7 separate regions of the Mus musculus genome follow, and all the other regions are linked to region 5. A link is a loop called in an ENCODE intact Hi-C map of the cell type or tissue named here. Cell type or tissue: left cerebral cortex. All regions are shown on one strand. Region 1 overlaps Ebag9 (estrogen receptor-binding fragment-associated gene 9). Region 2 holds the start of Ebag9 (estrogen receptor-binding fragment-associated gene 9). Region 3 overlaps Gm33852 (a long non-coding RNA gene). Region 4 overlaps Eny2 (ENY2 transcription and export complex 2 subunit). Region 5 holds the start of Sybu (syntabulin (syntaxin-interacting)). Region 6 holds the start of Kcnv1 (potassium channel, subfamily V, member 1). Region 7 overlaps Sybu (syntabulin (syntaxin-interacting)).

The links. Hi-C counts contacts between places; a loop is a spot of excess contacts. Peaks named below come from ENCODE experiments on the same cell type or tissue, not always from the same donor. Only the 100,000 strongest peaks of a DNase experiment are listed, where the experiment ranks them.
Region 1: a loop joins it to region 5, with 4 times the contacts of the local background. A loop is called at or near these places in 15 of 42 quality-filtered maps.
Region 2: a loop joins it to region 5, with 4 times the contacts of the local background. A loop is called at or near these places in 11 of 42 quality-filtered maps.
Region 3: it touches region 5 in a loop (3-fold over the local background); 9 of 42 quality-filtered maps call a loop at or near these places.
Region 4: a loop joins it to region 5, with 4 times the contacts of the local background. A loop is called at or near these places in 8 of 42 quality-filtered maps.
Region 6: a loop joins it to region 5, with 2.3 times the contacts of the local background. A loop is called at or near these places in 2 of 42 quality-filtered maps.
Region 7: a loop joins it to region 5, with 3 times the contacts of the local background. A loop is called at or near these places in 5 of 42 quality-filtered maps.

The regions. Positions count from the first base shown.
Region 1 is chr15:44,635,634-44,639,633 of GRCm38, forward strand. Ebag9 (estrogen receptor-binding fragment-associated gene 9) reads left to right here. Exons shown (of 7, transcript NM_001357691.1): 6 at 1,131-1,222. Among named protein-coding and RNA genes, the nearest start is that of Ebag9, 18 kb to the left of the region's middle. In left cerebral cortex, a CTCF peak has its summit at 2,451 (motif pointing right); no DNase peak of the experiment used is centred here.
Region 2 is chr15:44,616,836-44,620,835 of GRCm38, forward strand. It overlaps Ebag9 (estrogen receptor-binding fragment-associated gene 9), which reads left to right and starts at 2,605. Exons shown (of 7, transcript NM_001357691.1): 1 at 2,605-3,072. In left cerebral cortex, no CTCF peak of the experiment used is centred here; DNase peaks (open chromatin) are centred at 2,258, 2,685 and 2,955; H3K4me3 peaks cover 2,112 bases; H3K27ac peaks cover 1,783 bases.
Region 3 is chr15:44,816,285-44,820,284 of GRCm38, forward strand. Gm33852 (a long non-coding RNA gene) reads right to left here. Exons shown (of 3, transcript XR_875330.2): 3 at 2,661-4,000. Among named protein-coding and RNA genes, the nearest start is that of Gm33852, 19 kb to the right of the region's middle. In left cerebral cortex, a CTCF peak has its summit at 1,920; no DNase peak of the experiment used is centred here.
Region 4 is chr15:44,436,904-44,440,903 of GRCm38, forward strand. Eny2 (ENY2 transcription and export complex 2 subunit) reads left to right here. Exons shown (of 5, transcript NM_175009.3): 5 at 1-782. Among named protein-coding and RNA genes, the nearest start is that of Nudcd1, 11 kb to the left of the region's middle. In left cerebral cortex, a CTCF peak has its summit at 2,424 (motif pointing right); a DNase peak (open chromatin) is centred at 2,457.
Region 5 is chr15:44,745,918-44,749,917 of GRCm38, forward strand. It overlaps Sybu (syntabulin (syntaxin-interacting)), which reads right to left and starts at 2,755. Exons shown (of 7, transcript NM_001285840.1): 1 at 2,392-2,755; 2 at 329-545. The coding sequence starts at 2,415. In left cerebral cortex, a CTCF peak has its summit at 2,466; DNase peaks (open chromatin) are centred at 517, 723, 1,043, 2,000 and 2 more places; H3K4me3 peaks cover 3,365 bases; H3K27ac peaks cover 3,312 bases.
Region 6 is chr15:45,113,035-45,117,034 of GRCm38, forward strand. Kcnv1 (potassium channel, subfamily V, member 1) reads right to left here and starts at 1,900. Exons shown (of 3, transcript NM_026200.3): 1 at 1,137-1,900; 2 at 1-385. The coding sequence starts at 1,606. In left cerebral cortex, a CTCF peak has its summit at 1,691; DNase peaks (open chromatin) are centred at 73, 1,224, 1,771, 2,316 and 1 more place; H3K4me3 peaks cover 3,129 bases; H3K27ac peaks cover 3,800 bases.
Region 7 is chr15:44,668,156-44,672,155 of GRCm38, forward strand. It overlaps Sybu (syntabulin (syntaxin-interacting)), which reads right to left. Exons shown (of 7, transcript NM_001285840.1): 7 at 3,701-4,000. Among named protein-coding and RNA genes, the nearest start is that of Ebag9, 51 kb to the left of the region's middle. In left cerebral cortex, no CTCF peak of the experiment used is centred here; DNase peaks (open chromatin) are centred at 186, 2,012, 2,783 and 3,086; H3K27ac peaks cover 1,488 bases.

The sequences.
Region 1 (4,000 bases), 110 kb before region 5:
TCCTTCCAACCTCTCTCTGTCTCTCTGTCTTGGTCTGTCTGATTCTCTCTCTCTCTCCCCTCTCCCTCTTCTTCTCCCCCTCCCATTTCTTCTCCCTCTCCCTCTCTTCTCTCCCCCCCACCCCCACCCCGTGTCTGTTTGTGGTTGTGTGTGTTTGTCTGTGTGTGTTAATGAATTTTAGTTGGGATTGCTTATAGGAGCATGGGTAATTTGCCCAGTGCCTGCAGCATTGAAAAAAATGTCTTTCTGCCCCACTCCCACCTGGCTATCATTAACTGCCTATAGGTCCATAAGGGTTGAAGAGGCCACATAAGCGACTTCCAATGTTGGGGGTACTATTATTCATGTGCAAATCTTGCTTGTGCAGTGAATCATAGGAGCTGTGAGTTCTTGAGGGCAGTTGCTGTGCCACTCTGGGAAGACTGCATTCCACAATACTTGGCTTCCCTCAGTTTTTGTTCCATCCATGGTGTTTTCTGAGCCTTAGTGGTGGAGGCAGGAAGTACTGAAAAGGATATCATCTCAGTGTTAGGCAGAATCAGTTCGGCAGTCATTGATTCTGGTCATTTTGACCACTTAGAAGTCTACAGTAACCACAGCCAATTGGAAAACAGCTTCTCGGACCAAAGCTGACAGCAGCTCCAAATTATAGGCATAACCATAAATCTTTAAAAGGCAATTTAGTGAGCAGAGCATGTCTATTTAGGAGAACAGCAGCAGTAACTGTTCCCTATTAGTGACTATGGCCTCCCTAGCCATGGACATTTGATCAGGTTTACTGTACCAGGCATGCATTTCCTGTTGTGAAGTCAACCTCAAGTCCAGTCAGCAGTTGGTTAGCACATAAGGCATGCCACTATTGCACGTTACAGAGAACATTTTTATCCCTTGGGAAAGTCACGCATCATAGCATTGTTGAAACTTGCAGTTCTAGGCAAACAAGACGCTAGAGCCTTTGTGGCCTATGTAGGGATCAGTATGGAAGTTAGGGACTAGAGGAGAGGAACAGGTATTTCCTGTTAGATAGATATTTAAAGTTCCTCGTTTTTTGGGTTGTTTTGGGTTTGAACTGCTATTTAGAGAAATGATGACTCTTTACTATCTTAATTTTTCTTTATTTTTCAATATAGTCAGAATTAGGTGACTTAGATACATGGCAAGAAAATAGCAATGCGTGGGAAGAGGAAGAAGATGCAGCCTGGCAAGCAGAAGAGGTGCTGAGGTATTGGATGACTTTATCATATTACACCTTGTGTAGAAAACTTAGATTTCTTCCTGGTTATATTTAAGGTCAAGAAAATCTACTCTGCCAAATGTTCTGTCTGTCTCTATATACCCATACTGACCTTATTAAACTCTTTTCTTATTAAACTTGGTCGGAATTTCAGATTTTATATCTTGTTATAAATACTATGAATTTAAAATATTGTTTGAATCAAAAAGATTTATTTATTTGTTTATTTATTTTATGTATATGAGTACACTGTCACTCTCTTCAGACACACTAGAAGATGGTATTGATGGTATCCCATTACAGATGGTTGTGAGCCACCATATGGTTGCTGGGAATTGACCTCAGAATCTCTGGAAGAATAGTCAGTGCCCTTAACTGCTGAGCCATCTCTCCAGCCCAAGGTTATTAATCTTAAGGGCAAAACTTCTTTGCATGCACATGCCACATGATATCATAATACCCTATTGTGAAATGTGAGCCACTATCATATCCTATTCTAGATTAGAAGTTGTAATTTTGTTTTTATTGTTTCACAATTTAAAATAGTGTCAGAACTTCACATCTGAATGAAAGTAGCTAATAAAGCACCCTTAATCTCTACATGTATCTTAATTTTAGTGTCTTTGAAAGTCCCATAAAACAGGTAGATCACCCATTATACAGAAAAGTAAATATTATTCTGTAGTTTTAAAGTTCATGTTTGTTGGATGTTCATTCTATGTTTATATGAGTAGAAAACTTAGTTTTTGCACTTCTGTGTTTGGTCAAAAAAGGAAAGGAAAAATGACTAGCAAGCAGAAGCGGGACTTATCTCTGATACAAACTCATGTGTAAATCTGTCTAGCCTCTTTAGACACCTAGGTCATATGGCAAGGGGCTGGGAGGTGGCCCGGTGGGTAAGAGCAGTCCCTTCTAGGAGACCCAGGTTCTGTTCCCAGGAGCCATGTCAGCTTCAGGGGATCCAGTGTCCTCTTCTGATCCCTGTGGGTACTTGTACACACATGATACACATAATGAATATGGAGGCGCACACACATACACATAAAATAAAATGTAAAAAACTAGCAAAATACAGTGATAGAGATTTGATTTGATATTGTTACTGGTTTTGCCCTATGGATAGAAAATGAATTATCTTTTCTTAGCTGTCTTAACAATTGAACTGATTTTTATTTTTATTTTTCTTATCTTTGATGGCAAATTTATAGTAACCTTGAATAACCAGCAGAGGGTGCAGTTAAATATGTAGAACTTTTGTCTTTCTCTTTTAGATTTTGTTTTTTAGCATCTTTTTTTTTTTTTTCTTTTTAACAGGAGGGGAGAATCATAGTTTTAAAATGAAGTTGTAAGATGTTTTCATATTTAGCTTCCCTTTAGTCAGTGTAACTGTGTCTTTAATAAAGGATATTTTTAAAATTGTGAACTAAATAACACAGTTGCAAGGATCACCAGAAAATGACATTTTTATTCTGATTTTAAAAAAATAAATAATTGGTCCAACAATTAGAATGTTTTAGAAAATTTGGAGGATTGTAATTATTAATTTTATGAAGCACAAGGGTAAAGGAAAGAGCTGTTCATTAGAATCTAATAATCTTAATGATAATATTATGGAATTTTTAGCTATGAGCAGAGCATCTTAATGCTACTCTAAAACCTTCCCTTTCCATCCTATCTCTTGTTATCTTAATAAAACACAAATAAAAACAGTGCTTTATGACAGTTTAGTGAAATGAGATTGTTAGTTGATAATAGACAAGCTTCATGCTGTGTACTGCACAAGCATTGTCAATGGGACATGGAGGCTTGTGTCATGGTGTCTCTAGGAAGACACTGAGCACTGGAAAAGTGCATCTGTGTTCCAAATTCTCCAGGTTTAAAAGTTTTTCTATACTCTAGTTTTGTGATCAGTCAGAAGAGTATGATTCTAGTACTGAAGCAATTCCAGACTTGGATCTGAATGGGAAAAATACTTTGTTTTTTGTTTTGTTTTATTTTATTTTATTTTATTTTATTTTATTTTATTTTATTTTTTTTGGTTTTGGTTTTTCAAGACAGGGTTTCTCTGTATAGCCCTGGCTGTCCTGGAACTCACTCTGTAGACCAGGCTGGGCTCAAACTCAGAAATCCACCTGTCTCTGCCTCCCAAGTGCTGGGATTAAAGGCATGCGCCACCACTGCCTGGCTGAAAATACATTTTTTTTTGGTCTTCAGTAATCTCCAAATTGTTTCTTGTGCCTGGAACATTCATTGCTGCTATTTTCATTTCAGATAGGAACCAGGTCAAAGTTTATCTTTTTATAAGCCATTCATTACTTTATAATTATTTTTTTTCCTACAATTTACATGTCTCAGGTTTCATTTTTAGTAAAAATTTTCAGATCTTCTTATACTTTGAGCATAGCTAGTATAAAGTAAGTTTTCCTTCCTTCTTTAAATTTGGTTAATTAATGGTAAAAGTTGGAGTGTTGCCACAAAGAAACTTTTTCTTTGTGGGATTTTGGTCATTTGCAACTCTATGTCCTTGCATTCGTAACTATTACTGAAAACCAGTTGTATATACATGCATATGCATATTTGTGTATGTAATATGCATTAACTTATCACTTTCATGAACTTTAAGTTGAACATATGCTCATTTCCGTGCCCCAGCCTGGCTTGTTCTGTATAGATGTAGATGTTGCTTGTTGTATGCTCAGTGCTAACCATGTTTCCCCTCAACCTAACCTATTTCTTTGAGTTACTTTTTCACCCTTAATTTGGTAC
Region 2 (4,000 bases), 130 kb before region 5:
ATTTAAAGTCTTCTCTTGCAGGTATTTTACAAATGAATTTGGATTGCAATATGCAATTTTGTTGTCATTTTAGGATTCTCATTGCTGTGATGAAATATGACCAAAGCATGTTCAGGAGGAGAGGGTTTATCTGGCTTATACTTTTATATCCATCGTCCATCACTGAAGGAAGTCAGGAGAGGAACTCAGTCAGGGAAGGAACCTAGAGGCAGGAGCTGATGCAGAGGCCGTGTAGCAATGCTGCTGACTGGCAAACTTCATGTGGCTTGCTCAGCCTGCTTCCTTATAGAAGCTAGAACCACCAGCCCAGAAGTAGCCCCACCCACAAGTGGGTGAGCCTTCCCACATCAGTCACTAACAGAATGCCTCACAAGCTTACTACAGCCCTCTCTTATAGGGGCATTTTTCTCAATGAAATTGAGGCTTCTTTTCTGGTGACTCTAGCCTGTAACATTTTGATATAAAACTAGCCAGTATGGTTGCTTTCCTTTTGTTCTCTGTTGTGAAACAAGTACCCAGCCACCAGGATTTCTGTAGAAACATGTGCCTCCTTTGGTTTTTCAATTTGGAAATGGTGAATTATTAAAAAAAAAAAATCATAAAAAAGAAGATTATCATGGGGCATAATAAGTAATTTAAAACGAAGATGTAAGTCATCACATTAAAAAAACATGCTCCTATTAGGATTTCGGGAAATCAAAAAATGGCAGAAATTATAGATTATTGGAATTTGGATAATACTAGATTGGATTATAGATAGAATACCTGTTTCAGGGACCTCAGGTGATTTATTTATTCATTTATTTATTTGATGTGTGGCTGTGTAGTTACTAAAAATGTTGCAGCTTTATGATAGTTGAGTGGCTATTATCTATGATTGCTTGATATGTGCCTGACTGCACTGAAAGCATTGCAAGTATTAAATGCACTTAAGAGGAGACCAGATTAAATTAATTCATGTTTACCTAGAACCAGAGAAAGAATCCTAAATTTACTTTTTCCTCATTGTTAGGGTAAGCATACTAAACTGCTGTCTTGGATTAGTGGTACACACCAGTAATCTCAGAATGCTGTAGAAGCTGAGGCAGGAGGGGCTTAAGTTTCAGGATTGCAAGAACCTTTCTCAAAGAAAATAAAGCACAATAAATAGTAATAAAAATATGGAGCAGATTGCAGTGAAGAGGGTGGGGGGTAGAATATTTCAGGTTACATGGATAGACGAATCATGGTGAGAGAACAAAGGCAGCTGAATCTTTAAAAAGGAATAGGAAGGAAAGGCTAGTTGAGGAAGAATTTGAAAAAACTGCTTTCAACTTTTCGATATATCATAAACACAAATATATGTACACACACACACACACACACACACTCCCTTGCCAGCCACTTCCTAATAGTAGCTTCTTAAGAATTCTTAGTCCAACAGAACAATAAACTCGGATTTTTACAAGCACACAAGATAGAAAAAGAAAAGAAAACATGAAAAGAATATGCTTGTGTACATACATACATACATATGTATGTATAAACGTAGAAGTGAAACTGTCTAGAAGAACAAGGATCTATCAGCGGTGGGAGGAAAAAAAGGGGGTAGGAGGTTGTATCTGTTCAAGTTACAATGTTTCCTTAAATGAAAGCATTTTTATGGAACAAAGTAACATGTACAATAAAAAATAAAAACCAAAAGTCAATCAAACAGCAGAAAAATATCCGATTGCAAGAGAGAACCCCAAAAAGACAAGAGCTGGGTAAAAAGGCTAGCCCCTGATGCAGGATATAAGGAGGGACCTAGAAGAATCACCCGCCTTACTTTCAGTTAAAAACTGGACTAAGATTTAAACAGAGCCAGATAAATTCTGAAAGAGACGTGTAAACGTCTCAGGTCCAGCAGTAATTGGGGTCTGTCCTAGTCACACCCAAATCATTTTGAGACAGAGAGGCTTCGCCAATGTTTCACAATCTAGATGCAGTTTCGCCTTGGCCCCATCTAGCAGACAGGTTTAAGGATGGAACAGGAGACTTGGTCACAGGCGAGACACTAATCTACAAAGGAGGAAAGGAAAACAACTTGGCAGGAGCCCAGTTGCTCCAGGACAAAAAAAAACCCAACACACTACTATTAACAAAAGGCCAAAGCAGTTGCACTGTCCCGACTAACCACGCCCCTATGCACTCATTGGCTTGCGACTTGCACGTCAATGACGTATCTATCCTCTATTGGGCCAGAAGTACGAGAGGCAGAGTGCGGAAGCCAGAGCCTGGAGACAGGGTCTGGGCGGGGAAACGGGCGGGGCCAGGGCGGAGCTAGGGCGGGGTCCGGGCGGGTTTTTGGAGAAGGGGCGGCCATGGCGGCTGCGCGGCGGCCACGGCGGCTGCGACGGAGCGCGCGCCCGGCTTTGAATGAGCGGAGCTGGGACTGAGCTGGCGGAGCGCGAGCTCGAGGCAGACAGCGGCTGTGCGCGCGCGCGCCTCGTGAGCGCGCGTGGCCCGCGGCAGCTCGGAGCCTCCGCCGGGCGGGCGGGGAGGGGGAGGGGCAGGTGAGTGTGTGCGGCCTGCGCGCGCCCGCGAGGGGCTTTTTCTCTACCCACCCGCCTCCTGACCCGGTCCGGCCTGCGGCTGGTGGCCGCGCTTCCCGGTCACCCTCTGGGTCGCCCCGTACTTCCTGCCCTCCCGCCTTTCTCTTCGGCCCTCTACCTCGACCTCCCACTCGCCGAGCCACCACTCTGGGGTACTGTTTCCGGGTCAGGGTGACCTGTGGGGAGAGCCGAGCGTGGCTTGGAACCGGCTCGTCCCTGTCCCCTCGCTATGCTGCGGTCCCGCACGGGCGTCCCGCCTGGGAGCTGCCGACCCGGAAAAACCCCACGTTCAGTCTTTCCCAAGGGCAATGTGCCGCCTTCCTGCCCTCCTCTACGGGCCTCGCACCTCTCGGGGCCGATCTGCCCAACATCCAAACCCCATCCCACCCGGCTCCCACCTTCAGCAGTTTAGAACGCCTCACATGCCGCCCGCCACCGGGCGTGGGATTGCGTAACCAGAAAGCTCGCGTGTGTGTTGTTTTGCTCATCTGTGCAGTGGGTATGATTTTTTTTTTTTCCGCCAGCAAGTTCTAGGTGGGTAATCTGAAAGTGAAAATTATTTTAGTTATGAGACTCACCGTTGAGTCATTCAGAAGATCTTAACCCACCTTGGTTAACTAACAGTCCCCGGGGTGTCAAATTCGAAGGCCTGATGGTACAGAATGTTCGGTTTTTACCACCAGCTTTCCAAAACTGCACTTCTGCTTTTGCTTACATGCCTCCGGTGTTGACCCTTCCTTGTCATGTTTGAGTTCAGGTAGATTTTTATTTGGGAGCTTTATGATATTTAACTTTAGCGAGTCACAGACCTAATTTGAGTATATTCTGTGCTTTCGTAGGTCGTGGGACTTTCAAGTAATTGTATAGACTTAGAAATGCAGGATTAGGACAGCATTTGATGACTCGTTTAATGAGTATCACCTGGCTTGGCTTAATGAATTATAGTTTAATTGATGTATACTCCAGGATCTGAAGAAATTGAGCACAAGGACAGATTGACCACGTCATGCAGGATTCTTTTTCTTTATGCCTTCCTCCCTTATAGGGAAATCTTTCTTAGTTGTCACAACAGAGCTCTTCTTCCTATTGTTTAATTGGAAATGCCATTTCTTCAAAATTATTTCTCTGGCATAAAGTTTCTGCATTTTCTTAGTCATTTTCGTTTTTAAAATTTGAGTATTTTGGTAGGTTATTTCAATATTGTCCAGTTCTAGAAAGCATTTTAAAACACCCAAATTGCAAAGTAGCTCCAAGTAAGTGTTTTCCTAATTGAGAATCTATAGGTGTTTTAGAAATCAGACTGTAGTGATATGTATAAAATTGAAATCGTTTGAAACAGAATCAGGGCCTTAGGATTCCCCTCCTCCAGCCACTGCTGATTTAACCTGTTTAAATTACTCAGACCATTTATAGGCCTTATCCATTAT
Region 3 (4,000 bases), 70 kb after region 5:
CCAGGTGTGGGTTCCCAGACCAGCTGGATGAGGGAAGGACAGTGCTCTTTGTCTAAGTCTAGATGTGGTCCAGGAGGTCCTCCTTGGTGTGGGTTCTCCCTCCTTTTTCAAGCTAACATGTTGGTGTTCTGAAAGCTTTTCCTTGGTGAGTCTTTTTTATTCATGCTACACACTCTTGGGAAATTTCAAAAAGTGACTGTATTTTATCCTGTACCGATTGTATCATAGGATGTATATGTACACATATTATTAGATAAATATATTTAATAAATATGTATAGATACTTAATGATGCACACATATATCAGCTTGCTCCTCTGTTTTTCATGGCCACTTGTGTTTACTCAGGGTGTCAGTTCAGTTATTGGTTTATAGAGGATGGAAGTTGAAAGAACAGGGAAATGAGTGATTTATTTGACAGATATGTTTCATTAAGCAGAGTTAACCACTGAACACATAGCTCTGTTTCCCATTTTCTTATAAACTCTTTGTCAGTAAAATATGTTGAAATGTATTAGTTCAAGTTCAAAGACAAACTCCGGCCTCACTGGTAGCAGTTTTTCCCTAATGACCACAAGTTCTTCACATCATCAGTAAGATGATGTGTTTCTCTCACTGCCGTCATAGAGAAACATTATTCATACTGTTCTATCATCTGCTTTCAGCAGTCTAATGCTCAAATGGTTATACCTTATTGTTTTAATGTACCACTTTCTGAACATCAGCAAATTGTGTTATGTCATGAAAAAATATTTTCGTGTTCCTAGCCACTTATAATATGAACTACCCATCATTCTCATGAATCACCATAAACATAATTCATTTAAATATATGTATGAAATTAAAGCTGCTTCATGGTGTTATTTTTTTAACAATTCAATTTTTTATTTAAATGAGGTAACACCTCCTGGTCTTTCCTTTTACATCGTCATAATTAACCTCACAGTCTCCTTGCCCTTTCTCAAGTGCCTCCCCGCCACCCCCCCTCCCCCACTCAGTCAGCCCTGTTGATTCTGGCTTGTAACATTCTGATACCTTCTCACGCTCTTTCATTATTGATTATGACTCTAGCTTAGTAAAGTTGTCTGTGATCTGGTTCCTTGTTTTCTCTTATTCAGCTGTCCAGTGCTCTCTAATATTTTGTGTTAATTTCAGAGTGCTCATCCTGGCTATCTGTCTGGGATGAATTTCTGTTTTCCTTGTCTTCTTAGAAATTCTTGCCCATCTTTCTAGATTCAAATAACAGTCACTTATTCTTTCATTAGAAAATCATAGAGTATATACTTTTCTTTACATTATTTTCCTAATGTTTGTTATAGCAAACTAAATATATCTTGTTTTCTTAATAACATTCACTAACATATAGATGATTATTAACTTAAATAATACTGCTTTAAAAAGAACATTTGTATTTCTGCACTAAATGGAAACTCAGTGTGACTTGCATTAGATATGAGAAACCCATCAAAATAAAAAAAATAATTGCTACAAAAATCTGTCTGCACCCAACATTTTTTAACATCATCTTGCATAACAACACTGGCATATTGGTGCTCTTACAATACCACCCACATGCACTGTTGATTGCATCATTGAAAATCCAAGTTACAGAGAGAAGTTCTGGCAAATATTTCCAGGGCATTATATAAATTATGGAAGGGTAAATTTGTGAAAGATTGGATATGTCTTTTGGTACCACATTTAGTTTGAATGAGTCCTGTCAGTATTAATACTGTGCCAGGGGATCAGGTCATTTCTGCAGTGGTTGCATTATAATGTTTATAAACAGACAAACGTGCTTCTTAGCCATCAGCCCTGCAGTGTTTGTCTTAACTCAGAAAGGGAAACATCAAACACAGAAATGACAATGGCATCAGCAGAGCAGTGAAAGTGGAATGTTGCCCCTCAGAGGCCGATGCTGTCATGGAAAATTCTACTATCAGGCTAGATGTGATAGATTATGGGGTAGAATGTACATGAACTCAGAATAAAACACAAGACCATATTTACGGTTGGGGATGCTCAAGTGCGGCTGCCAGACTGGACTTACATGTATATGCCACTTGGCTTTGTGGTGCTTAGACTTAGAAAACTCTTAAGAGGACTTTTATTGGAAAAGTTCAAATATACAGTTCAAAATACTTCGTTTTTGGTTGTTGTTGTTGTTGTTGGGTTTTTGTTTTTGTTTTGTTTTTTTCCGAGACAGGGTTCTCTGTATAGCTCTGGCTGTCCTGGAACTCACTTTGTAGACCAGGCTGGCCTCGAACTCAGAAATCCGCCTGCCTCTGCCTCCCAAGTGCTGGGATTAAAGGTGTGCACCACCATGCCCAGCCTCAAAATACTTCTTAATAGCCTCTGTTGTATACATTTGTATTCGCTATTAGTATACTTAGTAGAGGTGCAATAGAAATAGTGCGTGTTTGAATGTTTTCGCTATTTGATTTGCAAAGAACACACCAGTATGTATGCTGGATATTCTTATATGTTGGAAGCTAGAGAAAAAGAAATTATTTAAAATATTTCAAATTTGATGAATTTTTAAAACCAGGGTTAACAAGCACCAATTTGTACAAACTCTGTAAAAATGCTACCAGTCTTAGAAACCCACAGAAAATACTATACACTAGATAGTAGTATAAAAATAGAACTTTGTAACCAGTAATAAAGGGGAGTGCGTTTCCTTTATTATTTCAACATGTGTAATTTTAGTTGTTCCTTTTCAAATTATAACCGGATTTAAAAAAAAAAAAAAAACAACCTCTTTTCACACAGAAAGCATATCATTAAGTTTTCCTTGGGGGGCAGGGAGAAGACAGCTGTGTGCAGGGAAGTCTCAAAATAGCCCTAAAAATGAATGCAATAGCTTATTAAACAGACTGTATTGCAATGAGATGAGCCACAGTGTTTGATGCCTTATCGTTTACACTGACTTTATTGTCCTTCCCCATGCCTGATGTGGGCTGCAAGACTCAGCATAGCAAAGCTCAGACCTCATGGATGCACTTTGGGAGGGGTGTCCCTTTCTTCTGTGATTTTATTTTTTGTTTGTTTGTTTGTTTGTTTCTTGAGGACATCAGATAAACTTGAACATCACATGTCAGTGAGAATTCTCTTCCTTTGGCTGTTGCTCTGTTGTTACTTTTCTTGCCTCTGTGATAAAGCATCTAATAGGAATAACACAAGGGCGGCAGCTTTATTTTGGCTCCTGGTCTGAGATGGTGCGTGCCTGTTCTGGTGGGGAAATTCTCAGCGGCAGGAGCAGGTGACTAGGACTCCTCACATCTGGTGTCTCTGCAACATGGCTGATCTCCAAATCAAACTCAGTGAGGGGGCTTCTGGATATCATGAAATTTGCTCCCAAATTTCCTACAACAGTGTTTTTATGTTTTCTTCATACTGCTTTCCCCAGAAAGAGGTTCATCATTTCTTGAAAATTCATCAGGATGCCACTAGTTAAAAGATGTTTGAAAATGATGTTTTATTGTGGTTCAGAGTCCTGGACTCTCTGTCACCAAAGTATGAAGACTCTAAGCATTTTTAGTTTAAGAATAGATAGACTTCTTTCTAGAGGATACTATGATAAAGTATGTTGTAACCACTTGAAACTGTACACTTGAGTGGCTTTAGATACAATCACAATTGTGTGTAAGCACCATTATTATCTATATGTCAATTTTTCATCATCCCCAGTAAAAATTCCGAGCCCAATAACTAGTGATTCTTTCTCCTGCCCCAGCTTAGCATCAGCTCTACTGTCTCTCTGTGGACTTGCCTCTTCTAGTGGAAACACACAGCATTTGCTCTGTGTTTGATTTATTTCAGTGTTATACTATTTTCAAGGTCTATGTATATTGTTGTATGTGAAAGAAAGTTGTTTTCCTTTTTATGTCTGTGTGCTAAGCCATTGCATTTTATATGATATTTCTATGTTTTTATCTAGAGATAGGTAGTTGTTTGCTTTTACTATTTTAGCTATTGTGAATAATGTTATTGTAAATATT
Region 4 (4,000 bases), 310 kb before region 5:
AGGGCCAGCTATAAACTTGGATTATCATTTGTGGCCCTCCTAAGCCCAAGTGATTGCAGTGACTCCTCTGTGCCTCCACTATCTTCCTCATCGTTTCCCTGCCTATGTGGCCTTATGAAATTCAAGTCTGGTCATTTATTTCCCCTACTTGAAATGTTTCAATACTGGATGAAATTCAAACTCAGCATACTAGCTAGGCCCCTCTAAATCTAGCACGTATTTCTATCTCTGCAGTCTGTAAAAAAAAAAAAATTGTTCCATCTCTTAGTACCTCTCAAAAATCATAACATCTAGGAAGCCCTTTAAGTCATCATGTTACTACTTTCCCTTCAGAGTTCAGCTTGAGTTTTTAAATGTTCTGACAGTCTCATGATTTCAATTCCTTGTCACTGATTTCTTTTTGGATTTTTGAGGTAGGCTGTCCCTCCATCAGTCAGCTAGCCTCACACTGGCCTTGAGCATGAATCCTGAGACCTGGGAGCACAGGGATGTTAGCCCATCTGGAGGGGAGGGAACAAATTCATTGTATGATTCTCATTTCTGAAAGAATGGATAAGGCAGTGACTGAACTGAGTGAGCACTACAGGAGCACGTGATAAAGTCCTAATATATAGGTACAGTTGAGAAAAGGGTTCATCGTCCACACTACATTAAGTTTAAATGTCATTGAGTCATTTACAGAATTATATATTTGGATCTTGAGATATGTACACCCAAAATCTCGCCCAAAGTAATATTTTCAGTTTCATTATGTTCTAAATAGGAATTTTCATTTTGTTACCAATTATAAAAAAAAAGTAGTCTTACATGGTACACAGAAAGTATTAAAAATAAGGGGTGGTTCTTCATAATTCTGTATATAGAAACAAACTGAAAAGGCTTATAAAGATATTATTTTAATATCCCAAAAGATTTAAAAAATGGCATTTGGAAACTCCTTGACAATGAGAAAAATAACCAAGTTTAAAATGCTTTGTAGAAATTTAAGGTGAGAGCATAGATTCGGTTTTTGGAGGGTTTTTTTGTTTTGTTTTTAATGGTATTTTTGGCCTCTTTCCCTCCCCCCCCCCAGCCCCCCGCCCACCCCGGTTTGTTTTGAGACAGGGTCACATGTAGTCCAGGCTTTCTCTGTACTTGCTATGTAGCCTAGGTAAGTCTTGAATACCTGATCCTCCTACCTCTACCTCCCAAGTGCTGGGAAGACAGGTGTGTGCCACCTCTGGGGCCCATAACAGCCTAGATTTAAAACAATGCTAAGACTCCCCTACCACCTTTCTCTTTGGCATCTTATAAATGTCTTGTAGATTGAATCTAGAATCACTGGTATTTGTAAATAAATCAACTTTGTGAACACTTTTGGCTCTCATTGATTTATGTAAAGTAGGAATTCACTGAAACCTCCACCCTTTCACACTCGGTGTTGGAAACTTAAGACACTTGTTCCAGGCCTGCATGGGCTAGTATAGTCATCACTCTATCTTCTTTTATAGTGGGAAAGAAGACCCAACTAAATCATTTATACAGTCACTTTAGGCATTACAAGTGTATCATTGGTTAAGCAATGCCAAGCCAGGGACTGGTTGGTAACTGGATATAACACTTACATAACTTGATAGAAAGTTCCACCCAACACAAGAGAACGGTGACAGCTGCTCAATAGCTGGTGTTGGAATTGATCCTGTGTGTGTGTATGTGTGTGTGTGTGTGTGTGTGTGTGTGTGTGTGTGTGTAACACATGCCTGCGCATGTCTAACCCTTGCAGAAGCCTAGCTTGTGTTAATATGACTTCATAAAATCCTACATATTTTCTACTATTGAGCAGAAACCATTGAACAGACATTGAATGAAACTATGTTAAGTACAATCAAATCGTTCAGGTTCTAATCTCATTAATCATAAGATACTGGGTAGCAGATAAGAATGACTCTTGCCTTGGTTTCACTGTTTGGATAGTGTCCTGGCAAGAATTAATAGACCTAAATACTGATAGGGTAATGAGAATATATGGATTTATGTTAGCTTGCCTAGAAATTTATAAATATGTGTTTTCTTGTGTGTGGAAAAGACATAACATACTTGTCAGAATTTTCTAGATAGTATTAGCTGCTGTGAAATTCACATAAAAAATGATGTCTTTAGGGCAGGGGAGTTCATTTATAGGTGCATGCTTTCAAAGGATTCAAATTTGGTTCCCAGAATTAACATCACTATATAGTACTTAGCAAGGAAGGTTGAAATCTAGTCATTTTTACCCTCTTAACTCCCTATGGCTTCGACTGTATCCCATTTGTCTTTCTGTCTTCAGTACTCAGCAGAGAATTCTTAAAATGGCCTTTTAACTGGATCAACAGAAAAATAAGAATAAATTTATGGCAATTAAATTCAATATGTGCCTATGGTTACTCTACTTATCAGCCACAAGGGGGCCCCTGGCACCTGCACATTTATCCTCTCTGGGACTCACTTTAATTGAGCTGAGTATCACATTTTACTGGGCCCAATTCCAATTTAGAGGCCAGCTTGTTGAAGATGAAAGTGTTGTTGGATTAAAACTTAATGTGAGAACGTCAGAATGTGCTGATACTAACTAAGAGGCCGCTATCATAAGGTGTAGATGTCAGGTTGCTATCGTTCTCAGAAGCCAATTCCATAATTCAGGAGGTTGATTTAAATAGCATACACAGTTCCCAAAATAGTTTGATTTCACTGATTTATAACAGGAGAGGGGAATAGATTTTAGCTCAGTAACTGGCATTTATTGTAGTGCAGGGGATGAACATGTGGCCCCATGTATGCTAGGTAAGTTTTACTGCTTAGCTGCATCCCAAGCCCAAGGGAGTCTTAACAAATGAAATAAAAGTGTTTTTATTGTTCCCACCAAAAAAAATCCATATATTTTTTCCTCTGTTCTTTCGTAAAGAGAAACAGCGTAGAGCATATATAATACCCCAGAACTGGACAGTCAATGACATGTTTTACAATGATAATAGTAATCAAAGAACTAAGGCATGTAGGATCCACACTCATGCTGCAGTGTTGCCGCAGAGTAGTTCTAAGTATAGGAGCTGGAGCCATGTTTATTACAAGCACAAGTGGCACTGTGCCTAGAATCACCAGAGTTAAATGATAATCAGTGACTTTCCATTGCTCTAATTTTGTTGTTGTTGAGTCTTCAAAGTTTAGATTTTCTAAACAGCTACCTATATCAAAGTTGGGCTTTGACAAGAAAAGAGTCACAAGATAGAGTTTACAGAAATGCCCATAGAGCCATAGCTTGGTTGCTGTGCCGGAGACTTAAATACTGTTGCACACTGTATTTGGAGTGTTCAGTCTGGTGGAGATACACTGTGGCCAAGATCCTAACAACATGGGAGTGTTGTTTCTACCATTAATATGCTTGAGGGCTTCTTTAGTTCCATAAGAATTCCATTTGACATTACCTATCAATCCCATCTCTCTCTCTCTCTCTCTCTCTCTCTCTCTCTCTCTCTCTCTCTCTCTCTCTCTCCCCCTCTCTCTCCCCCTCTCCCTCTCCCTCTCCCTCTCCCTCTCCCTCTCCCTCTCCCTCTCCCTCTCCCTCTCCCTCTCCCTCTCCCTCTCCCTCTCCCTCTCCCTCTCCCTCTCCCTCTCCCTCTCTCTCTCTCTCTCTCTTTGGCTAGGGAAATGCACAGAATAAAGAAGTATGAGGTCATGAGTTTTAGAAAAGGTAATAAAAAGTCAAAGTCATGGCTAAGACCCTAGCATATATACTCTAACATTCAGTTTTCATAAATCAGTTCTAAGCCTAAACTTTGTCTTTCATATTTTATCCACCAATAAAGGCAGGTTTTATACACAGACATAAAGCATATTTAGTGAAAATGACACATTTATCTGCTGCATTTTCTGCTCCTCCTCCATTTCCGCCACTTTGTAGTGACTTAATACAGACTTCAGTTCAGATTTTATTTTTATAGTAAGTTTACAGAGCTTCAAGGACTTCACCTGAGCAGAGTCCGTG
Region 5 (4,000 bases):
TATTCCTTTTGTTAGAAGTTAATTTATTTAGGGTATTTCATAACCAAGAGTACCTAGAATTATAGATATTGCTAGTATAAAACCGAAACTAATGTAATTTTTAATTTAGTAAAATAAACTTTAAAATGATAGAAAGAAGTTGAATTTTACATTCTAAATCATTCTAAATGGTAAGAAATTTAACTGGGCTGAACCATAGAAAAGTGCTGTATTGGTAGCTTACAACAGCCAGAAAGGGTCAGTGCAAGTGTCTTGGGGATAGGAGAAGCCTAATTCTAGCTGAGAGGCCACATCTTTCCCGCCCTAGGGGCTCATAGCCTTAGTGTACCTGAGCAGAAGCTGTTGCTGCTAATCGTCCTTGCTGAGCGTCCAGAGCTGCTGGGGTTGAACTCTCTACTTTCTTCCTCCGAAAAGGGAGACTCGGAGGCTGGGGAAACCTTGTTCTGCTGCTGTTGCTGCTGCTGAGGCCGATGGGGCCGCAGAATCAACCGGGGAATCCGGCTCCTGGAAATCTCTTTCTCCTGATGCTGCACTCTCTGCTCCTTCTCCAAATTGGAAAGCCAAAAGAAAACAATCATTTTCTCTCTGCCCTTGTAAGCCTCAGTTTCTGAGAGATCATATCTCTGAGCACTGAGCCCTCTCTGAACAGTCCAGCAGTCTGTGACTATGTTTGAACTAAGCTCCCTTTTGAGCCTGTAAATATCACCAGTGCAAGTCTACAGGACACACACACACACACACACACACACACACCACCCATCACCATAAATGCCATCCCACATCTCCAAGCCATTCCTGGCTTACATCCTCACTCTATCTTTCAATCGAATTCTAGCTCAAGCTCCAAGGCTCTCACAGTGCACCTATGCTTATTGGTTTATCTTTTCCTTTAGACTCTTGTGTGTTATTCCCGAATTAACTGACAATTTCACCTCTGTTTTTCTGTCTCCTCACACACTAGACCTGTATGCCGAGAACAATTCTTTTCAAATGGATCACACACACTTATTTTTAAAATCCCTCCTCTTCCGGACAGCCTCTTAATTATTCATTAATATCCTGGTACACAAGACTTGCTGCCAACAGAAAAGCAAACACATCTAATCCCCAGGAAAATGGCTCCACCTTTTACATCACATCTAGCTTTTTCTTTTCCAAAAGGACAACCAGGAGAAGAAAAGTTTCTCCATTTAGAAATCCATTTTTAAGACCCTGCCACACTTTGGTTTTTAAAAAATGCCTAAGAACTATATTTTGACAATGTTTTCAATGTAAAAGTCCCTTTCCTTGACATCAAAAATGGCTCAGTAGGTAAAGGTGCTTCTAGCCCAGCTAGCCCACCTGAGTTCAATCCCTGGGACACACAAGGTAGAAGAAGAGGACTCCTATAAGTTTTTCTCTGACATCCACACATGCCATGGCACCCACAATACCCCTCCCCACACAACTAAATAACAATTATAAAAAACAAGTTTTGTCTCCACCATTAGCTCATTTAATGGATCTTTATACCCCAATCTGCAACAAACACTTATTCAAGTACTTCTGTACAGATGAAGAAACCGAGGTTCAAAGACTCGAAGGCTAAACATCATCTAGAAGAGAGGATTTCAGACAGAGTATTTTTGGGGTCACCACTACTTGGCAGTGTTAAGCCAGATTCCCAGGAAGAGCTTTTTTATTTTTATTTTTTATTTTATATTTTGCAAAAATTCCACAGTTCCTTCCGACCTCTGTAACTGAAAGAGGGCTTTGGCTAAAATAGCAAATGCCATTTCCCAACATGACCTCCTACTTATTTCCTAAGCTTACCAGGAAGGGTCAAGGCCAAAATGAACACCTCTGAGAAGCCTCCACAGGAAAAACCCTTTGCAGCCTGGAATTTGGCTCAGGCATCTGTGCCATCCTCTCCGTGTAAGCCACACCCAGCCTCTGGATCTGTCTAGCCCATCAGTCACCCAGCAGGTATCCCACGCCAGTCACTCTGCTTGGCACACTGCAGACTCATGAGCTGGGTCACTGTCACGCTGCAGTCTTTATTTCTCAGTCACAAATACACCAAATGCCTTTTACATATTACACACTCAAGCAAACACATGACACCAGCTAAAAGCTTCACCTCAAGCCACAGCTTCAGGAGCTAGGATTAACCCTCTAAAGTCAATCTTTTAAATCATATTAATCCCCCAAATCTCTTCCTGTAGTGCCACCTCCCCATCTGCCACATCCCATCGGAATACCTCTGCTTCTCTGCTCTACTCAGCACCACTCATTGCTTGGACCCTGAACGCCAGCGTCCACCTCTCACCTGGCCCTCTCCTAGGCAAGCTGTGCCCACCCTGCCTTTTACTGAAGCACCCTCTGACCCTGTCACGGAGCTTGTCCCCTTACCTTGCTCTCTCGGAGGGGCCCCATTTCGCTGCTGCCTGCCGGCTCCCCACGCCGCCGCTGCCGCCGCCGCCGCCGTCCAGGAGGAGGCACCTGTGAGCACCGAGCAAGGGAGGAGACAGCACTGAGTCCGAGGCTGCGTGCGGCAGCAGCAGCGGGCTCGCCGCGTCCCCGCCAGCGGTCGCGCTCGGCTCCGAGGGCGCGCCCGCCGCCCCGCCCCGCCGGGCACGTGGTGCCACCTTCCGTGGCGGCTCCGGAGGCGCCTCCTGGTCGCCGCCTTCACCTGCGGCCCGGAACAGCTGCCTAGCACCTCGGAGCGCAGCACCCACCAGGTCACTCGCCACGTCCCGCTTTCAGCGCCCCTCCCTTCCAAGGCCCGACCCACTGCGGGCAGGCGGAGGCTTATTTGCAGTACTGCCAGCCCAGAGGTGTCCACTGGTCCAGGATTGGCAGGGGGTGAAAATCCAATGGAGAGGCTGAGAAAGCTGCGACATCAGACGGCCAAGATGGAAAAAGAGGGAAAGTCACCCTCCCCACTCGCTGTCCCCCTGTAACCTCTAGGTTTTAAGTAAACATATGATTCTCTACAATGACTTCGCCTGAGGGTGGTTGTGTGGTGGGGTCTTCTGGTCCACCTGAAACCCAGCTAAGCCTATGCTACAGTATTGATACAGCACTTAGGTTACAGGACCTTCAAGACTGCGGTTCTCCTTGGAGGGGTTTGCATCAGAAGGCCTAATGTGGCAGGGAAACACAGCTGACACCAGGAGGCAGGAGCCTGAGACACAGCACGCAGACTCATTCCCAGTTCTCTAACTGCTGCCTGACTACAAGTAAAGGAGACCCTGGAATTCCTGTGTGTAGAGGAAACAGCACACAGGTTCTTTCAAGCTGAGACTCTTCTTCAAGTTGGCCCTTGTTAACAGGAGGGACAATAATACCCACCTGAAGGACAGCTGGGAGGGATAAGTGACGACAAGAAAACAACTCTATCCTATTGACAAAGCAAAACCTTCCAATGAGCGGCTAGGTCAGATCCAGCTGGTCCAGTATCTGCAGATATTATTTTTACAGGACAGGCAGAAAAAGGCACTTGTGATGCTTTAAAAAGCTCATGCTTAATAAGCTCAAAATGTCTCTGAGAACAGAATGACTGACAGTCTTGCTGGGCTATGCTCAAATCCTATTTGGTGATTGGCTTTCAACATTTATGACTTACACAGCCTTCACTCAGGTAGAGAATATTCTAGGTAGCAGTGTGAGCAGTGATCAGTCTCATTCTGACACCTGGGGTCTTACGTTTGAGGATTGTGATTATAGGTAATGTAGCTCAAATTCCACTGTCCTGCTTGCTCTCCTCTGAATACCAACTCCGAAAACCAGGAATGCACTGAGTTCAGAGAGATCCTAAAGTTAAAAGATTAGTGGAATCCACTTGTTTGCTTCCTAAAACCCCAAGAGATTATATTCCACTAATCCTTATCCCCTTTTGATCTACTTAACAGAGACATAATCTTGAGATTCTCTGGAGCAGAAGTGACTACTTCAACCTTTCTAAACCCATAACTCTCTTAACTGTGGACCTCACCAAGGTAGGCCTAAGAGGATTGAT
Region 6 (4,000 bases), 370 kb after region 5:
GGCAAGGAGGTCTATGATGTTTGGAACCTTCCTCAGGAAGTGGCACCTGTCTTTCACACATAGGAAGCGCAGAACGAACTCCCCGGTGAACCAGCTGATGCACACATACTCCAAGATCTCCAGCAGCTGTAGGTTGAGCCAGCTAAGCTCAGCTGACATCAGGGCCATGTTGACGATGGACACTGCCACAAAAATGATGGAGATTACTCCAAAGATCCGGGCTGCTGTGGAAGATCCAGGTTTCTCCAGAATATCCCAGAGCTTTTGTCGGACAGTGGGACAAGGTCCTTTTGAGAAGTCCTGTTCACTCTCATGTTGACTTTCCTGGTCATCTGTGTCCTTCTTAAAGTCAAGAGTTTCACTCAGCTCCTTTCTTCTGAAGTATCTTTCAAAGAAGACAACTTTGTGATTAATTAAAAAAAAAAAAAACACAGACGTACAAGAGAATTAAATTTGACAGAGAGGTCACACTTTCATATGTGCAAAATATAGGAATATATATTCATATTTGTCCATGGTGGTCCCTGACAGATTTCCTACTTATGACTTTTAAAAAGACACTTTTTTCTTACTAGAAATTTATGCAAATAGGTTTTATACATTAGCAGGCAACTTTAGATCAGTTAATTTTTTGTGACATATTTTCTGGTGACAAGAACATGTATTTCCCACCTGTAACATTTGTGTGTATAAAAGAAAAATATATGAAGGAGCAATAGGAATGGCAGGACAGCAGTAAGTAATTATCACCAGCCAATCAACTCTCCTTCAGGACCTTATGAGGTCTTTCAAGCAAGGCTTTCATAGCCTTTTTATTTCTATGTAACTTTGGGGGCATAGATTTTTCTGACTCATCTATTAAAATATCAGATGTTAACTGCAAGTCTGACCGGTTTGAACTTTCACAACAAATCAGAGTATTAGTCTCTGGGAGAAATGGGGCAAGAGGCTTTTGTTGTTGTTTTAAAGTTCAATGCACAAGTTGACTTTCGGATTCATTTACCTTCAGCCAAGACGCAGACACACCTATTCGCAGAGCTGGAGTAGACAAGCTTACACAAAGCCTCAAGTCTTTGCTTGTGCTTTCTTACCACCCTCTCCTCCCTTCCCGCCCAACCGCCGCGCCCTGCTGGTACCTGTCCCTGCAGCAGGAGTCAATGCTGAGTTCATCTATGCCCCAGTACTGGATCTCCTGAAGAAAGGAGAGCGCACAGAGCTGCTCCATGACATGCAGGCGACCAGTGCGATAGTAGTGCAGGACATAACGGAACGCCTGAGAGCTGCGATCAAAGAAGTACTCGTTGTCCACCGGATTCGCATCATCGCAAAGCTCCAGGGGGCTGGGGGCGGCAGCCAGGGCACCCAGGCGGCGGTAGGAGGCCACCACTACGGCCAGTTTGCCCAGGCGCGTGTGCGGGAAGCAGGACAGAGCTTGCTGCGAGAGCACGAAGCGGCTACCGCCCACGTTGACTGTAAAGCAGTCCCCCAGAGCCAAGGGTTCCCCTTCGCCCTCGCTACAGAAGACACTGGAGTCCAGTGAGGTCAGAGAACCGCTGTCCAGCGACGACGAGTCCAGTAGCGGCCGGTTGCGGGGTGACAGATCCATCCTGACCGCCTTGGCCTGAAGGCACTGGGAAGTTGGGAAGGCGCTGGATGGAAGCGTGGGTCCCCGCGCAGGCGGTGCCACGGCCCCTGCTGGCGGCAGGGATCTCCCAGGTTCCCGAGGGAGAAGCCTCCCACTTGCACACCCCTACTCTTTCCACCAGCTTGATGGCTGGTGTCGCTAGGGAGCTGCGAGTGCGCGGTAGAGCGATGAGGCTGGGAGCACAGGAGTGGTCGCGCGGAGGGAACCCTGCAAGCAGTTGTGTGGCGTCCAGGCAGGGAACAACCCAGGATACACAGTCTGTTCCGGTGGCCCCTCCTAGATATAGGTAGAGCCTTTTCTCAACTTTGTAATTCAGAACTCCCAACCCCCACTCCCCAGCCTACATGGTGTGTAAATTTAAGATCTGAAGGCTTCCGGTGGCAGAGTTGGGCAAGGGAGGGAATGGGAAGATCTGGAGAGTAGAAGCAGAGAGGACCCTGTCAGGTGCAAGAAATGGGCGGCTAAAAGTTCAGAAACAGGTGGCAATAGCAGAATGAGTCCTAACTTGAGGATTTATAGCCTTCCCTCATCTATTGTAAGGTATTCACTCTGTGATGTTCTCTAAGGCTGTGAACACATGGGGAAGTATGTCTGGGGTACCCTGCTCAAGATTTCTTCCCACGTCTCCCTGGTTCCCATCTGTCATTCATGAATTGTCATCTCTCTTAGGTTTTCAGTTCCTAGCTGAGAAATAGTCCTTTTAGTTGAAGTTACAGTGGCTCACTAAGGACTAGGGGAGTTCTGCACACCGGGTGCCCACAGGGACACTGCACATTTCCTCAGAAGAGACATTCTGGGCACATTCTCCAACACAAAGGGGAGTGCATGCTTTAGGAAAAAGAGAAAGGCAGAAAGACAAGGAATAGAACAAGCGTGGGCTGAGGCAAGAGTTTAAATAACAGCGACCCCACGGTTAAAGCAGAAGCTAAATTCAGGAGATCAGGTGATTAGCAAAGTGCCTAGTGGCTTCTTAGAGCTATGTCTTCAGCCAACCTGTTGGACACAGGGCTGGTGCAGTGACTCACCTGCAACTTCAGGCACACCTGGGTGTTGCTCAGCCAGTGCAGCTCAAACGGATATTGTAGTATTCTTTAATCTGTCTGGTCTACAAGTGAGAATTCTGACTTCACCAGTCCAGAATGGAAACTGCTAACAGCATAGATCTTAGCCAGAAACTGCTCACAGCACAGATCTTAGACAGCGTTTGCTGCCTTGCTCTGCCTCTATGCATCTTGGCTTCAGGCCTGGCCTCAGGATTCTGTGGGAGTTATGCTTCCACCCTTGCCCAGCACTCCGCTGGAACTGAAAGAAGCTCTAGGTGGCCAGCCTCTTTAGAGAATAGAAGTAGGGAGGCTAGAGCCAGAGAGGAAAGGAGTGCTTAGTGACACTGAATATTACATCCATCAGAAGAGGCTTCAAGAATTACTGCATTTGATTTCCATTCCCCACCATCTGTGTCCACAAAAATACTCCAACGTTTCCAAAGTGGTAAAGTGCTGAGTGAAGCAAGGTTAGAACAGTTATATTCTACTTCTCCATGTTTATGGAGAAGGATTCATCACTGCATCTAGCAACCATTTACAATCAGTATTTCCCAGTGTTTGCCAGACTCTACTTTGTGGTTTCTTAGTAAGTGGTTTATACACACACACACACACACACACACACACACACACACACACACACACATACACAATTGTAGTGAGGAGAGCTTTTCCAGTTGATGGGACAAACATTTGGCTGCTTAGGTCTCACTTTGTCACCCAACTTTGGGGGCTTTTCATTGTTATAGACTTCAGTGCCTCTTCAAGATAGTCAGTTTTAATAAAGATGGCAAATCAATTACTGGCTGCTAAGTTCATACCGAGAAGTTTGGCAGGCTCTCTATTACTCCAATAGCTTGTTTTGTCATAACAACACCATGAGGCATTCATGTGCTCATTTAATGCAATAGACAGAGAAGTTGAGTGATTTAAACTCATCTATTACGTATTCAACTATAGTACTAAATTTCAGAGGCTACCTCCACAAGTTAATTGTGGAGATGGCATGTTTTGCTGATTTTCAAATGAATCAACCTAGGATGACTTTTGCCTTTTGTTTCTTATGAATGGTCAGAGTTAATGATGTGCTTGCTAGGCGTTATGAAGAAAACAGATGAAAATTCCTTCTTGTGGGGCTTTCCGTTATCCAGTAAGAACTGAGGAGAAATTTCAATAAATCCTTTTAACTCTGAAGTTTCTAGGTTATGCTTCTATTAGTAGCTTTCCATTCTCTTGACTTTTACTTCTCCTAAGGAACTCTTCCCAGCAGAATATATGAGTTATTCCAGTAACCTGTTCATCATAAGGTTAT
Region 7 (4,000 bases), 78 kb before region 5:
GTTGCCATTGCACATTGTCCTTCCTTCAAAGTAAAACTTAAAGCAAACAACAGCAGATTGGCCACAAACTCTGCCTTCCACTTCCCTTCATTCACCTTTTTTGTTGTTGTTGAGAATTTCTTACATGAGGAGCTGCAGTTGCATCATTTCCACCCCTCTCCCTCTCCATGTCTTCTGACTTCCACTACTCATCAAACTCATGAGCTCTTATTTATTACATGTACACCCACACACATATGCCAGTAGGATGTGTGTGTGTGTGTGTGTGTGCGCACATACACATGCATCCTAACAAGTTGAAGAGAGGTTTCCAAGCCTGGCACTGAGATTTTTGTTAGGTAATCTATAGCTCTCTTAGGAGAACAATTTTAACCCATGTGACATAACTCCACTTAAACTGTACATATGTATGTAAACACATGTAATGATTACATACATGTGTATGTAATGATACACACACACACACACACACACACACACACACACACATAAACATGGTTCCCTATGGCTTTTTTCAAAGAATGGTATTATTCCTTCTACCTCTCTAGTAACAGTCCCTCCTCATTTTCCCCATTTCCCTTTCATAGCACCTGTGTCCTGGTAGCCCCCCTCTAGAAGTCCTCATTACCACCTCATGGACCTTTTTTACTGTTTTGTCTTCTGTAGTTGTCATCTCTGAAGATGCAGAGCTAGGATCCATAAATAAGAGAAAACAGGGGTCTTGGCTACCTCATTAAGAATATATTCTAGTTTCATTCATTTGCCTGAAAGTAACATGACGTAATCTCTACAGCTGAATAGATTTTGTCTGTGTCCCCCACCTTTATTATTTCTCAGTTGAAGAGCATTTAGGTTACTTCTATTTTCTAGCTGTTATGAATAGAGCAGCAGTGACTCTGGAGGAGGATATCAAGCCCTTTATACATGCGTGTCAAGTCTTCTTTGTACATAAGTGTCAAGTCTTCTTTGTACATATGTGTCAAGTCTTCTTTGTACATATGTGTCAAGTCTTCTTTGTACATATGTGTCAAGTCTTCTTGTATGCCTTGCTTTCTAATCGCATTATTGAGGGTTTTTTTTTCATTCCAACTTCAAAGAGTTCTTTTCACTACTCATATATTTTTAATGCATTCAGTTTTTAAATCTTGAATTATGTTCATCATTTCAGTCAGCTGTATGTTTGTGTTTTCATGAACATCATTCAGGAATTTATTCTTATCCCTTTTTTAGTTCATGGAGATATTTGTTTATATCTTAACATCACAAATTCTTTCATTCTTTTAAATTATCTGTCTAAATAATCTATATAATTCTCATTGGCAAACACTTCTATATTCCTATAGTGGGTTTGGGGGGCCTGTTTGACCTTTTACATTGTGTTTTTGTAATGTGACCTGGGCTTATGCACTACTTTCATTGGTTGTATGTCTCATGTGAGAGTCTAGCCTGTCTCTCCTGCAGGAGCTGTGTGACTAGATCAAGGACAGGAAATGTGGGGGAACTCATTAAACAAGGACAGTGAGGGGGCTGAGTGATTGAAAGCATACCTGAGACTGTGGGATTGGTACAAGTGGAGGAGGTTTGGGGGAATTTAGGAGGCAAGGTGAGTGGACAAGGTGTACATCTGGTACAGCCTGGAAGTGTAGTCTTGACACGAATAGGCTAAGTTCTGGGCTTCCATTCACTCTTTAAGCTGGTCCAGTCTGGCTCATCCCTTGAACTGACACTCACTGTTGTCAAAGCCAGTGAACACACTAAGTCTTTCACATTATGCATCTTCTTCACAGAGTTTTAACGCTCCACTCCACTCTTTAACTGTTTCTCCTCTTTACCCAATTCTGTCAGTTTTCCTCATCTTTGGGGCAGCTTCTTCTCTGACTTTGTTCATTCCTCGCTTGTGTCTAAATGTGGGAGTAAGACAGGACTTAGAGTATTTGGCCTTCTTTCTCATTTCTTGGATGATTCCATCTGTTCTGTGTTTTAAATACTACGCAGAATGAAGGAGCCCCAAATTTATAGCGAGGCTTGGCAGTTCCTGGGCTCTCCATATGTGTGTGTGCAGTCATTTGCTTGGCATCTCACATAGCTATTTTAGTAGATAGCACACGGGTTTGTTTTTTTTTCAGCCAAATCTGATTCTCTTGTGCTCTTCATTTTCAGCAAATGATACTCATTGATGTAGTTGCTCAAGATGAAAACCTTTGAGTTATACTTAATGTAGCCCTTTTTCTTTTATGCTTCCGTCCCTCTCACCTATTATTTCTATCTTGATCTATTCAACTTAACAACTTTATCTACATGTCTCCATATGAACCAGCCAGCTTCCTGTCTACTCCACCATGCTAAAATATATAGGTTGAAATCTTTTACCTTGTGGGTCTTAACATTTGTTCTCTCTCTCTCTCTCTCTCTCTCTCTCTCTCTCTCTCTCTCTCTCTGTGTGTGTGTGTGTATAACATTTTACTCACTGTTTCTCATGATTTACTATTGATGTTACTCAGAGGTATTCTCCTTAGCTTTAGCTATTAGTCTCTCTTGGGTCAAAGTACATACCTCAGCCTAAAATTATTTTAGAAAGCACTGGACTCTTCGAAGACAAAGCATGGAAGCACCCTCCTTGCCTATTAGTGACCAACCCAGTAAAGTAGCTAACTGGCTTGTGAGATTATCAGCTAGTTGCTGTTGGATGAATTCTACACTGATTTTCAGATCTATGTGGCAGGTTCTTTTAAGTTCTTGACATCCATGCATAAGACAGAACACCTATCCTTGCCCTGCTCACAGAGCTAGCATGTCAACAGGAACCATGGGCAATAAGATATTAAAGGCACAGATAAACAATGTCAGCACATATTTAAACCCTAATGAGGAAGCGGTTTGAGAGGAGAAGCTACTTCCCAGATCACCTCCATTTCTACAGTAAGGTAGAAGAGGCATTTTCATCGCTCATACATTAACTCTTGGCTCTGAAAATGAACTTAGAGAGCTTGAGCGGTTTTGCTGTCTGTGGCTTTTTAGCTCCCTGTTTATAAAGTAGAACACCTACTTCTCAAGGCTACTAAGAATCAATAATTACTGCAGATCCCCTCCTCCATCCGCCCCAATCCTTTCATTGAGAGAGGAGGAGGAGGATGGAGAATAGATGCTACTCTTGGAATTTCCCTCTCCTGGGAGTCTAGCAAGCTTAATAAGCCGCCCACCTTTCCTGGAATGAGTGCAAACGTGCTGATTGTGTGTGCAAGCAGCTGCATGCCTTATTTAAATAAACAGGGCTACCCTTATTTTCTATATAATACTCTTCAAGGTCAGGCATAGTTACCTTTTTCAAGAATTTTTATTTTTAAGTGTGTGTGAGACAGAGGGAGAGAGGAAGGGAAGGGAGGGGGAGGAAAGGAAAGAGAGGGGAAGAAAGGGGAGGGGAGGGAAGGCAGAGGGTCTTTGTGAGTATCTGCCACAGTATTTGGTCAGAAGGTGTTGTGAGCCACATGGGTGCTGGTGGTAGAATTCAGGCTCTCCACCAGAGTAGTTAACTTCTGCTCTTAATCACGGAGCATTGCTCCAGGCCTTCATTTTGGTTTTAGTAATTATTTTTTCTTTCTTGTTTTCTGGTTAGCTTCATTTTTATAGAATCTTTTTGATAAAGAATGATCTATTTATTTGACTTATATAGTAGTAAATTCATAATTATAGGAGACAAACATTTAAATGGAACCACTAACCTTTATTTTCATGCTTTAAGTATGTGGGTACAAACAATTTCCAAAAAACACTATATATAATAAGCAAAAAATAAGTTAGTACATTGTAAATTTACATAGTATCACTAACTGACAGGTTTAAGAGCAAATGAGTCTTATAAGACTTTGGAGCTACATTAAGTTAAAAAACAAAAATCTAAACACTCAAACTTTATCAACCTCAAGACGATAAAGAGCTATTCAAGTCTTTGAACCAATTACACAAGTACATTTTTATTTTTGGTTACAGTCCCCTGCTATGC